Regions from separate parts of the Homo sapiens genome. Here region 1 is linked to region 2. A link is an interaction called in ENCODE POLR2A ChIA-PET data of the cell type or tissue named here. Cell type or tissue: OCI-LY7. All regions are shown on one strand. Each heading gives the region's core, and the rest is flanking DNA. Links, peaks and the distances in the headings are about the cores only.

The links. Peaks named below come from ENCODE experiments on the same cell type or tissue, not always from the same donor. Only the 100,000 strongest peaks of a DNase experiment are listed, where the experiment ranks them.
Region 1: POLR2A ChIA-PET joins it to region 2 with 6 read pairs; 16 of 35 experiments call an interaction of 5 or more read pairs at or near these places.

Annotation. Positions count from the first base shown.
Region 1 is chr17:68,420,374-68,425,945 of GRCh38, reverse strand. WIPI1 (WD repeat domain, phosphoinositide interacting 1) reads left to right here. Exons shown (of 13, transcript NM_017983.7): 13 at 4,126-4,665. The coding sequence ends at 4,173. MIR635 (microRNA 635) reads left to right here and starts at 1,398; the gene lies at 1,398-1,495. It overlaps ARSG (arylsulfatase G), which reads right to left. Exons shown (of 12, transcript NM_001267727.2): 12 at 5,132-5,572. The coding sequence ends at 5,483. It also overlaps a transcript of PRKAR1A not described here. In OCI-LY7, for the core only: no CTCF peak of the experiment used is centred there; no DNase peak of the experiment used is centred there.
Region 2 is chr17:68,233,752-68,240,009 of GRCh38, reverse strand. It overlaps a transcript of AMZ2 not described here. Among named protein-coding and RNA genes, the nearest start is that of AMZ2, 11 kb to the left of the region's middle. RefSeq lists a silencer at 894-963 and enhancers at 1,623-1,872, 4,303-4,362. In OCI-LY7, for the core only: a CTCF peak has its summit at 2,066; DNase peaks (open chromatin) are centred at 909, 1,999, 2,499, 4,869 and 1 weaker place; H3K4me3 peaks cover 3,785 bases; H3K27ac peaks cover 5,000 bases.

The sequences.
Region 1 (5,572 bases), core at 1-5,000, 190 kb before region 2:
TTGGAAAGCCATAGGATATTTGTTGTACTGTGTGCTTCGAATCCTACAGAGTAGGCTTTAGGTGTCGAGCTAAACCCTGATGGCATTAGAGTCACCGAATACTAATCCAGGGAGTCTTGGTGGCCTCCCTCCAGCCAGAGGCCTGCGATCCCTTACTTTGCTTCTGTAGCACTGACTTTGCTGCCTGGAAGGTAGGAACACGTGACTTGTCTAAAACTTATTTTCCTGAGGCTCCCATGGATGCGTTTGCAGAATGCTGCCTTCCTTGTGCTGGAGGGGATGGTTTCAGAGGGCTGGGCTGTGTGTTCAGGACTCTGAGCTGAGTTGCTGCACTCTGTGAACCAGCTTGACCCTCACTTACCTGCAGCTCTGGCCGGCAGACCCGCACCTCCCCAGCAGTTGCAGACACTCATTAAGAAACAAGTGGCCGGGTGCGGTGGCTCACACCTGTAATCCCAGCACTTTGGGAGGCCGAGGCTGGAGGATTGCTTGAGCCCAGGAGTTAGAGACCAGCCTGGGCAACACAGCAAAACCCCATCTCCACCAAAAAAAAAAAAAAAAAAGAAAAGAAAAAATTAGCCGGGTGTGGTGTCACGTGCCTGTAGTCCCAGCTATTCGGGACGCTGAGATGGGAGGATCACCTGAGCCTGGGAGGTCGAGGCTGCAGTGAGCTCTGATTGTGCCACTGCACTCCAGCCTAGGTGAAAGAGTGAGACTCTATCTCAAAAAGAAAAGAAAAGCAATTGTGTGCTCTGTGGAGGGCAGCAGGTGCAGGGCAGGAGCTTGCCCGAGCACCTTTAGCTGGGTTTCCCAGCAACCTGCTCAGCCTGTTCCCACAGCTAGGGCCCTCGGGGCTGGCTGAGTGCTGGGCGTGGCTTCTTCCATCACCTGGAACTGAAGACAAGATTCCCTCCTGAGAGCCTGCTGGGGCTTCCTTAACTGCTGATTCTTCAGGCTCCCATCTGGAGTAACATATAGACCGCTCTTGTGAGCTTCAGTCAAAACATCCCAGATAGTCAACCTGAAATCATTTCGAGATGGAAGTACTGATTTGTTTTGTTTTGTTTTTGAGACGGAGTCTTGCTCTGTCACCCAGGCTGGAGTGCAGTGGTGTGATCTCGGCTCGCTGCAGCCTCTGCCTCCTGGGTTCAAGCAATTCTCCTGCCTCAGCCTCCCGAGTAGCTGCAATTACAGATGTGCGCCACCATGCCCAACTAATATTTTGTATTTTTAGTAGAGACGGGGTTTCACCATGTTGGTCACGCTGGTCTCAAACTCCTGACCTCAAGTGATCCACTCGTCTCGGCCTCCCAAAGTGCTAGGATTACAGGCGTGAACCGCCGCACCCGGCCGGAAGTAGTGTTTGGGCCAAGACTTGGAGCATCAGCTCCTAGAGCCAGAGAGGAGCTGCCACTTGGGCACTGAAACAATGTCCATTAGGCTTTGTTATGGAAACTTCTCCTGATCATTGTTTTGTGTCCATTGAGCTTCCAATTGTAAAAGGATGGAGTGCAGGTCTGGCTTCTTTCTCCCGCAGATCCGTGGAACCCTCTAGTGAGCACATTTGGCTTAGAAAACAAAGCTGCGGTGGGGCCCTGCATGCAGGGCTGGGGCTGTTGTTTTGTGATTTCCCACATCGGCTCTGCGGGTCGGTCGCAGCGTGAGCTTTTACATTTCTGGCTTTCAATAGGCAGGTTGTCAGAGACGTGGCTGGCAAGTGAAGTTTATATCTCAGTGGCGGAGAGCAGTTGTTCTTAAAAATACTAATTATAAACTTCAAAACCTCTGTTGGCATGCTGCCTAACTATAAACCAGTTGTTTTACCTTTGGGTTCTCATGGCCCCAACTGGCCTTAAAGGGCGTTCTTCTGCACCCTCAAGAGGCGGTGGTTATTTACCTGAAGTCGAGGCTTCCAGGATCCAGAGCACTCTAGGTCAGACACCGTGGGGACAAATGTGACCATTCTACTCTGTCAGGGTTTACCACATCCAGACACTCACTAGGTTCCGTTTCACTAATTTTGGTAAAAGTCTGTAACTACTATAAAATATTATTAGATTCTTAATTGTAATCGCAGTAAGCCTTGCAACCTCTTATAGTTACAGAATTGGGGTAATGTGGATATTAGTATCTAGGAGGTAGTTCCTTGCCAAAGAACCTGTATAAAATAATAGGTACCTTGTGCAGATCATTTATTTGGGGTAAAAAGGAAAAGGGGAGGTGCTTAATTGAAGAACCAGTAAGAAAGTTTGTCCTGAGGCCTGTGTGCCCATTCAGTGCCAGGAAGCTGGGCATGAGCCAGTTGTTTCTTCTCCCTCCTAAGGACCAAATGAGTGAAAGTTGGTTGAAATTGCATCAGGAATTCTTATTTATACGCAAGAAATACTTCCTGCCAGTGAGAGTGGTCACTGAACAAGGTCCCTAGAACAGGTGTTAGACCCTTGTGAGTGTCAAGCAGCCCCTGTGTGCAGGGCTGTGTCGTGGCAGCCACCAACCTCTCAGTCTGCCCTCCAGCCTGCAGGTAGATGGTGATGAGGGGCAGTGCTCCCACTAAGGCACTGTCTCAGTAGCAGGCAGGCTTCTCCATCTCACCATGTAAGGACCAGAGGCATGCATGCTCCTGGGATGCTCTATCAATATGGCCCATCTCAGTCATGCCTGAATTGGCAGAAATGTTCAGCGAGGGATGCTAGGGAACTTCCTCTCTGTCTCCTTATTCTGAATTGTCATGCCTATTGCAAATCTCTGTGCAGAATTCACATCTTTACTCACATTCCTTAAAATCTTCTAGGACCACAAAAGGCTCTTGGAGTCTCAGCTTGGTTAAAATCGCCTCTCTTGTAGTGACGAACAAACATAGGCTTGCCTGAGTAGTCTGCTACAGGAGCTCTGTGAGCCGCTGCCTTAAGAACGCGGGTCATCACTAGTGATCTTTTCAGAACACATACTGACACTTCCCTGCGTAGGATCACGCTTGCCTCCTTGGGATTTACTTTTGCTCTGAGAGCAGTGAAAGAAAAGAGACTTGATCATTTCTGGTGCCTTAGAAAGCTGCTACATTCGGGAGGATGAGAAGCTTTTGTTTCAGGAACAAGCCAACCTGTACAAGTCTCTGTATTTTGTGAGACTAGTCCCAATCTTGTGAGCAAGAGTCAGGAAATCAGGCCCAAGGGTATAAACTGACCTTCCCTTTTTTTTTTTTTTTTTTTTTTTTGAGATGATAGAGTCTCACTCTGTCCCTCAGGCTAGAATGTGTTGGCGTGATCTCCACTCACTGCAACCTCCACCTCCTAGGTTCAAGTGATTCTAGTGCCTCAGCCTCCCAAGTAGCTGGGGTTTCAGGCATGCTACCATGCCCAGCTAAATTTTGTATTTTTAGTAGAGACAGGATTTCACCATGTTGGCCAGGCTGGTCTCAAACTCCTGACCTCAGGTGATCACCCCCCTCAGCCTCCTAAAGTGCTGGGATTACAGGTGTGAGCCACTGCGCCCAGCCTAAACTGACTTTTTTTTTTTTGAGATGGAGTCTTGCTCCATCGCCCAGGCTGGAGTGCAGTGGTGCGATCTCGGCTCACTGCAGCCTCCACCTCCCCGGTTCAAGCGATTCTCTCCTGCCTCAGCCTCCCGAGTAGCTGGGATTACAGGTGAGCGCCACCATGCCCGGCTAATTTTTGTATTTTTTAGTAGCGATGGGGTTTCACCATGTTGGCCAGGCTGGTCTCAAACTCCTGACCTAGTGATCCACCCACCTCAGCCTCCCAAAGTTCTGGGATTACAGGCGTGAGCCACCGCGCCCAGCCTAAACTGACTTTTTAATAGTGATTGAGCAGTCCATGTTTACAAGTAAGATGAGCCTTTTAAAAATATATACATATACATATAAATACATACACACACACACAGAGACATTTTTATAGTCAGTATTTTCTAGAACTGTGTCATACTTGTCTACACCTAAATAAGCTGGGTGACCATTCTGTGGCCATGAGCGAGTTCAGACAGAAAAATTCCACAGTGCCCAGCCTCTCCCTGCTCACTCTGCATGGGCACAGACCTGTTGATAATGCACCTGCCTACCAGCCTCTTCCTGAGAAGAGTAAGGCCATTCTGTTTTGATTTTGGTAGATAATCTTGTGCCGTGGAAATCAGAAGGGCAAAACGAAGCAGTCATGATGAGAAGCACACCTCAGAAATCAGGACATCCCCCCTATCAGGTGGTTTTGGAGAAAACAAGGAAGGCGGAAGAATGGAGTGCAATTGTGTGAGCAGAAAGGGGGGCAGGAATCCCGGGTGCTCCACTGCTTAAACCACAGGACCTGGTTAACTCCTCACCAAGCTTCCCACGACCCTGGTTGCCAATGGGCGCGGGAGACATTGTATACACATCATGCTATTTAAAATACGTTCAAACTATAGTGTAAATGCTAATTAACCATATTGGTATATAACCGGAATTTTATATTAAAAGGGGCCTCCTTTTTAAATATATGCCGTGTAAAAAATGTACTTATAGGAACATCTCTTTGAATTGTATTTCTTGTATATTACATACTTAGAGAGAGACTCTTTTAGCCAGGCAAAGTCTTTTTTGGCTGTGGCTGGAATAAATCATTTATTACTTGGGAGTCCCATTTTGGACACTAATAATAAAATCATGGCAATGCATTTTTGAGGTTTTTATATATTTTTTTGTTTCCTTGTGGTTATAGGGGACAGGAGGAACTCTTTAACTTCTTTTAAATGCAGTCATTTCACCCTTAAAAGGAGAGGAAGGGGATTGGGCCACAGACTTATCCATGGACTCGTCTGCTCTGAGATCTGGAAAACGACCTAACTTTGGTCTAAATCTGTGCTCCTCAAGGCATTGTTTGATAGAAATGTAGGATTTCAGGATCTACTCGAGCCCTACTGAGACGGAATCCGGATTCTCACAAGATCCCAGGTGATTTGTTTGCATATTAAAGATGGAGACCAGTGAGTACACTGGTTTGTGGAAGGAAAAAAAGAGAAAAGAGAGAGAAGCTCTGCCCTAAATACTAATTAGAATGGATTTACACCAAAATGACCAGAGAAACTGGGAACCAGAGAAACAAGGAAACTAAAATGTATTGAATGTCTGCTCTGTGTCAGGTAATTTGCCAGGCATTTTCATGTATGCCTTTATTTAACCCTCAAAATCAACTTGCAGGTTAGGTTAAACAATTGCCCAAGTTCAAAAGCTGGAGCTGGCACCTGTGCCTGACTCCAAAGCCCGTGTGCTTCCCATTAAGGCACACTCCCTGCCCAGAGCCAGCGCAGCTCAGCTGCTCTCGGGTCGGCGTGGAGGAGGGACAGGATACAGAAGGGATATGCAAGGCTAACTCCAAAACTAAACTCCAAGACTAAACTAAAGCGTGTGTTTGTAAAGAGGGTAAAAATGAAATTTGGAAGCAAACTTGCCTAATTTCCAGGTACTCCTCCTCGTGGAATAAAAATTGGTCTGTTATGCGGCTTGACAGCGGCAGGCAATTTGGTAGGGATTACAGCAGGGAGTTACTGAAGGGTCCTGAGTGTAATCTGCGCTGGAGATGTT
Region 2 (6,258 bases), core at 585-5,584:
CATCCCAAACAGTCTAAAATACACCCTCTCATTTCATGGATAAAATGTCTTTTCGTATTTCTCTATAGATAGTAACTATACTACTTTTGAAGATTTGTTCTGTTGTTTCCTCTGTTTGGTCTTTTTGTTTCATGTTAGAACTTTCCATCAACATCTGGTAATCTTTGGCTGTTAAGATTTCATTATGATGCACAAAAAACTGGTGGGGGGTTCTGTGTGCATGAATGTGGCTTATTCTCAGAGGCGATCTGGCAGATAATCAGCTTATTCACTGAGGGGAGTCTCCCAGTGTCTGAACCTGAAAGTTTCTTCTCTGTGACCATCCCATTTTTTTCCAGAGTAGGATCGTTTCCTAACTGACTGCCAGTGTTCTGGAAGCAGGTGCAGTGAAGAGCCTAAGAGTCCCACTAATGTGTGTGTGAATTCTGAATCCTTAGCCACCGTGTTCATCCCTAACCCATACTGCCACAAGGACTCTCAAGTCTCACAACCAATTCGTTTTAACACGAGAAGACATTAAGAGGGTTAAGAGGTTCTCCATGATTCACCTACTAGTGTGAATTCATATCTGCTCCTTTTGCTTTTCCCCTGGCCCTTAGCTGATATCAACTGCCCTGAGGAAATGGAAGTCTGATTGGTCAGGAAGCAGGAGTAAGTGGGTAATTTGGGGTCACAGACCCCCCTCAGCAGGCAAGCAGCCCAGAGGTGGGTAAAGCACATTAGGAAAGGATGCTGCAATCCAGGGACTAGGGCCCTGGACCTGGATGCCAAAAGGGAGTTGGGAAAGTAGAAAAGAAAACAATTTATGCTTAAATTGTGCTCAGAGCCAGGGCTCTATGCAAAGCAGCAGCAGGTGACCTGTTTTCTCCCTCCTGCACTGCAGAGAACCTGCCCTCAAAGACCCAGAGCTCAGCTTCAGTGGAAGTTGAACGGCACTGTACAAGCAAAACTGAGAACCCAGTCACCCTGAGAAAAATGGTTTCTAGGGGGAAACACATTCTTTGGTCCAAACAACCAACTTACAAATGATCTTTTGGACCACGTCCTGCCTGCAAACTGAGGCTCGATTCACCTTTAATGGACCAGTTCTGGCAGTGCCAAGGGAGAGAGGCCATTAGCAGAAATGAAAAAAGCAAGAAATCTTTTAGTCCACTAGGTTAAGATTTTTTTATGCTTTGTTGTTTATGATTTCCCACTTTAGTTACTCTTTCCCGGAACAAATGTTATGATTCTACTTCATCTCTATTTACTGAAGCAAATAGATGCTTATCAGCAGTCATGCTACAAATCGCAAAGCAGTCAGTAAGGCCTTTGGGGCTGTGGTCTCTTTTGCAATTCTTTGATGTCTTGTCAGGCAACTTATTTTCTGTGCCTCAGAGAGTTTCCAAAAGCTACCACAATCTGATTGTGTGTGTGTGTGTGTACATATGTGTGTGTATATCTATATGCACTCTTTCTCTCTATATATATATACATATGGCATATAAATACAGTAAAGTCAAAGAATTGAGCAAAAGCAGATTTTGGTTTTTACCTTAAGAATATCATTTCACTTCCTGAAAAATTAGGAATTAGGAGTCCCAAGAATACCACATAGCATTTAGGAAGACTTGAGTGGGAGCTAAGAAAGTTCGAATGAGGGGAGGAAGAAAGTCCCTGGTCAGGCTGGGTATAGTGACTCAAGCCTGTAATCCTAGCACTTTAGAAGGCTGAGGTGGGAGGATTGTTTGAGCTCAGGAGTTTGAGATCAGCCTGGGCAACCTAGCAAGACTCTGATTTCTATTTAAAAAAAGAAGAAGAAAGAAAGAAAATAAAAGAAAAAGGCTGGGTCAGTGGCCTCAGTTGAACCCTGGAGGATGCTGTGATCCTCTTGGTGATGTCCCCAGCCTCTGCTTCAGGATGACAGCATGGTCTCCTGCACTGTAGCTCGGTTTGAAATTTTCAGTTTTTCTTTCAATTTCGCCTTTTTCAGACTCCAAGGGGGATGGAGGAGATGGTCTGAATAAGACAAATATGAAAGAGGAAGTGTCTCAGCACCAACCAAACGTAAAACAGCGACAGCGACCCACTTCACTTGTGACCTATACAGAAATACTGAAGACGTCCTCTGTGTCCTTTTAGACTTTCTGGGGGAGGGAACAGCCGCTGCCCAGAAGCAAGCAGCTTCCTTTTGGCCAGGTCAGTGCAGGGAACCAACAAAGACAGGGACCTGTGGCCAGAAGAAGCACAGCCGCAGCAGGTGTCTGATTGGACTGAGCCAGGAAAGGCCTTCTTGCCCTTAGGGACCCCTCAAGGCTTTTTTCCCAAAAGCTGGAAACTGCTTGGCTCACTGCTGTGCTAAATGCAGGTGCCAGCCGAGGGGGTTACCCTAGGACCGTGAGCCATTAACAGCTTGTCTCAAATACACTTCTCCAAGGCAGTCAGCAACTCCCCACTGAACACCTGTGGGTTCCTGCTGGTGCTAACTTAGGCACGGGGCTAGCAGGTCCCTCCCCTGTAGCAGATGATGAGAGCAAGTGTGGTGCAGGAGGAACTGAAAAGAGAGCGTCGTCAGAGATGACACTTGCGTGGATTAAAACCATATATTCTTGTGCAATGTAAAAATGCCAACTTGCATCAGCGTAACGAAGGACACACTTAGAATAGAAAAGCTGAGGAGGACAGAAGAATAGGAAGAACAACAAAACCATGCCTGGTCCTTTTGCCCAGAAATGACCCATGTGAATCTTGGCTGAACTTTTAGACTTTTTCGTGGTGCACATTTTTCAACATAATTTGACAACGTGGGACCTCTAGAATTGTACATTCTAATTTTTCAGTCCATTTATTTCTTATTCCAGAAAGAATCCATGTATAAGGATGGCTCATCACAGTGTTGTTTTTAATTCTGAAAAGCTGAAAGATGGATGCTCACCACTAGTGTTTATACATAAGTTCAATAAAGTTATGCTCTCACAATAAAATATTATGTAGTCATTAAAAAGAACAATCTCATGCTATGCGTATTATCATGGAAGGATGTCCCCAAGATCTTGCTGAAATGTTTTAAAAAGTCCCAAGCAGTGTATATATAATTTGAAGCTATTTATATAAAAATATGGGTGTATATGTGTGTAAAAAAGGATGTTTGGGCCGGGCATGGTGGCTCACGCCTGTAATCCCAACACTTTGGGAGGCCAAGGTGGGTGGATCATTTGAGGTCAGGAGTTGGAGACCAGCCTGGCCAACATGGTGAAACCCGTCTCTACTAAAATATATATAAAAAAAAAATTAGCTGGGATGTGGTGGTGGGTGCCTGTAATCCCAGCTACTGGGGAGGCTGAGGCAGGAGAATCACCTGAGCCTGGGAGACAGAGGTTGCAGTGAGTTGAGATCTCCCCAGTGCGCTCCAGCCTGGGCAACAAAGTGAGAATCCGTCTCAAAAAAAAAAAAAAAAAAAAAAAGGATGTTTGCCAAATGTTAATAATGTTAGAAGGAGGGCTTTTTGTGCTGTTTTACTTTCTTCTTGATATTTTTTAGCAATATTTATTTTGCAATGAGCATTTACTAGCTTTATTTTTTTTAACTATTTACCTTGAAAAAATTATGTAAATCTATACTTACTATATAAAATACATTTATTTTGTAGTGAGTGAAAATGAGGGTTACCAAACATATACATAGTATAATATCATGTTCATATGTTATAGTTTTATATATAAATTTACATAGTTTAAGTGTTTATAAACACAAAAATACATATTCACACATTTGATATATATAATGTGCATATAAATTTTACATGTATATATAAAACGTTTTAAAACATTTTTTTAAGATTACTCTTATATTTTGAATAATAATTGTATTTCCATTCTGGGGAAAAGAGTAATATTTTGGAAACCAGATGCAGTGGCTCATTCCTGTAATCCCAGCACTTTGGGAGGCCGAGGCGGGTGGATCACCTGAGGTTAGGAGTTCGAGACCAGCCTGGCCAACGTAACAAAACCCCATCTGTACTAAAAATACAAAAATTAGCCAGGCATGCTGGCGGGCACCTATAATCCCAGCTACTTGGGAGCCTGAGGCAGGAGAATCGCTTGAGCCCGGGAGATGGAGGTTGCAGTGAGCCAAGATTGTGCCACTGCATTCCAGCCTGGTGGACCAAGTGAGAAACTATCTCGAAAAAAAAAAAAAGTAAGATTTTGGGCTAAGTCTTGGAGGGGTAGGGACGGCCAGTCCACGGCAGCCCAGGCTGAGGGCACAGCACGTACCAAAAAGCCACAGCAGAGCAGGGTCACACGTGGCACACGCTGCTCCTGGCACCTGATAGCACCAGTGTTCTGTCCTCCTGGAAACTCTCCTCTTGCTTTTCTGGGTCACTGTTCTCTCTGGGCTGCCCAGTCAGCCAAGCAGGCACCGAGAGGGGCCCTGAGGGATTGAGGCTGTCCCGGATAGGGGCTCCGTAAGGGGGAAGCCAACCTACTTTGCAGTGTTCCTGAGGCTCAGGCCCGTGTGCCACAGTGAGAGGGCGCGAACTCCACGGTCTGTGGACTTGGGTTCAGCTGAGGCACCACCAGCTCCTGGGTGGCCCTCAGCCAAGGCACTTTACCTCCCTGGGACTCAGTGTGTTTATCCAGGGGTATGAACAATAAGAACCTCTGGCCCACAGGCTTAATGAGAGAATTAAATAAGACATGGGAACAGCTCCTTTCAACTGTTTATTACCAGAAGGTGCCCAATAACCAGGCATGGCAAAAGCCCAAAGGCAAAAACACAAAGCCCTGACATTTAACAAGTTGTTTTTTTGCTAAGAAACCAGCGCTGGAGACAAGTACTTGTGATATATCCTCGTGGTTGGATGTGTTGGTCACAAGTTCTAATTACGGAAATGCCCGCTGACAAAAGGGCCTGTTGATGTGAGTCACTATGAGTGGTTTCACTCTCTAGGCCTGGGCTGCTCCTAGGAATCATTTGCAGATACATCTATCTACCTATCTTTTTTCTTTTTTTTAAGATTGGAGTTTTGCTTTTGTTGCCCAGGCTGGAGTGCAATGGCACAATCTCGGCTCACCACAACCTCCCTCTCCTCGGTTCAAGCGATTCTCCTGCCTCAGCCTCCGGAGTAGCTGGGATTACAGGCACCCGCCGCAATGCCCGGCTAATTTTTGTATTTTCCTAGAGACAGGGTTTCACCATGTTGTTGGCCGGGCTGGTCTCCTAGCTATCTTTTTTTTTTTTTTCTTTTTTTTGAGACAGGGTCTCACTCTGTCACCCACTCTTCACTCTGTGAAGTGCAATGGCACCATCAGGGCTCACTTTAGCCTTGACCTTCTGGGCTCAAGCATTCCTTCCGCCTCAGCCCTCTGAGTAGCTAAGACTATAGGTGTGTGCCACCATGCCCAGCTAATTTTTTTATTGTTGTTTTGAATTGTAGTATAGATGTCTCACTATATTAACCAGGCTGGCCTTGAATTCCTGAGCTCAAGCAATCCTCCCACCTCGGCCTCCCAAAGTGCTGGGATTACAGGCATGAGCCACTGCACCCAGCCAATAAGATACATGTTTTTATTAAAATAATGCAGTGATTTTTTTTTTTTTGAGACAAGGTCACATTCCGTTGCCCAGGCTGTGCACTCACTGCAGCCTTGACCTCCTGGGCTCAGGCGATCCTTTCACCCCAGCCTCCATGTAGCTGGGACTACAGGTATGTGCCACCACACCTGGTTAATCTTAATTTTTTTTTTAGAGATGGAGTCTTGCTATGTTGCCCAGGCTGGTCTTGAGCTCCTGGACTCCAGTGATCCACCCGCCTCAGCCTCCCAAAGTGTGCCACCACACCCAGCTAATTTTGTATTTTAAGTAGAAACAGGGGTTCTCCATGTTGGTCAGGCTGGTCTCGAACTCCTGACCTCAGGTGATCTGCCTGCCTCAGCCTCACAAAGTGCTGGGATTACAGGTGTGAGCCACCGAGCCCGAATGCTACTTGTTCTTGTTACACATTTATATGCTGAAGAAATGGAATCTACGATTTGCTGTAGTAGCAATCCAGAAAAACAAAGCGTAGTTGTTGGAATAAAACACGACTTATTGACATTGAGTGTCACCTGGGGGTGACCCAGCACAGCAAGAATGGATCAGCTTAAGCAGGTGTGGTGGCGTGCACCTGTGGTCCTAGCTACTCAGGAGGCTGAGGTGGGAGGATCGCCTGGGCTCAGGAGGTTGAGGCTGCAGTAAGCCAAGATCATGCCACTGCACTCCAGCCTGGGCAACAGAGCA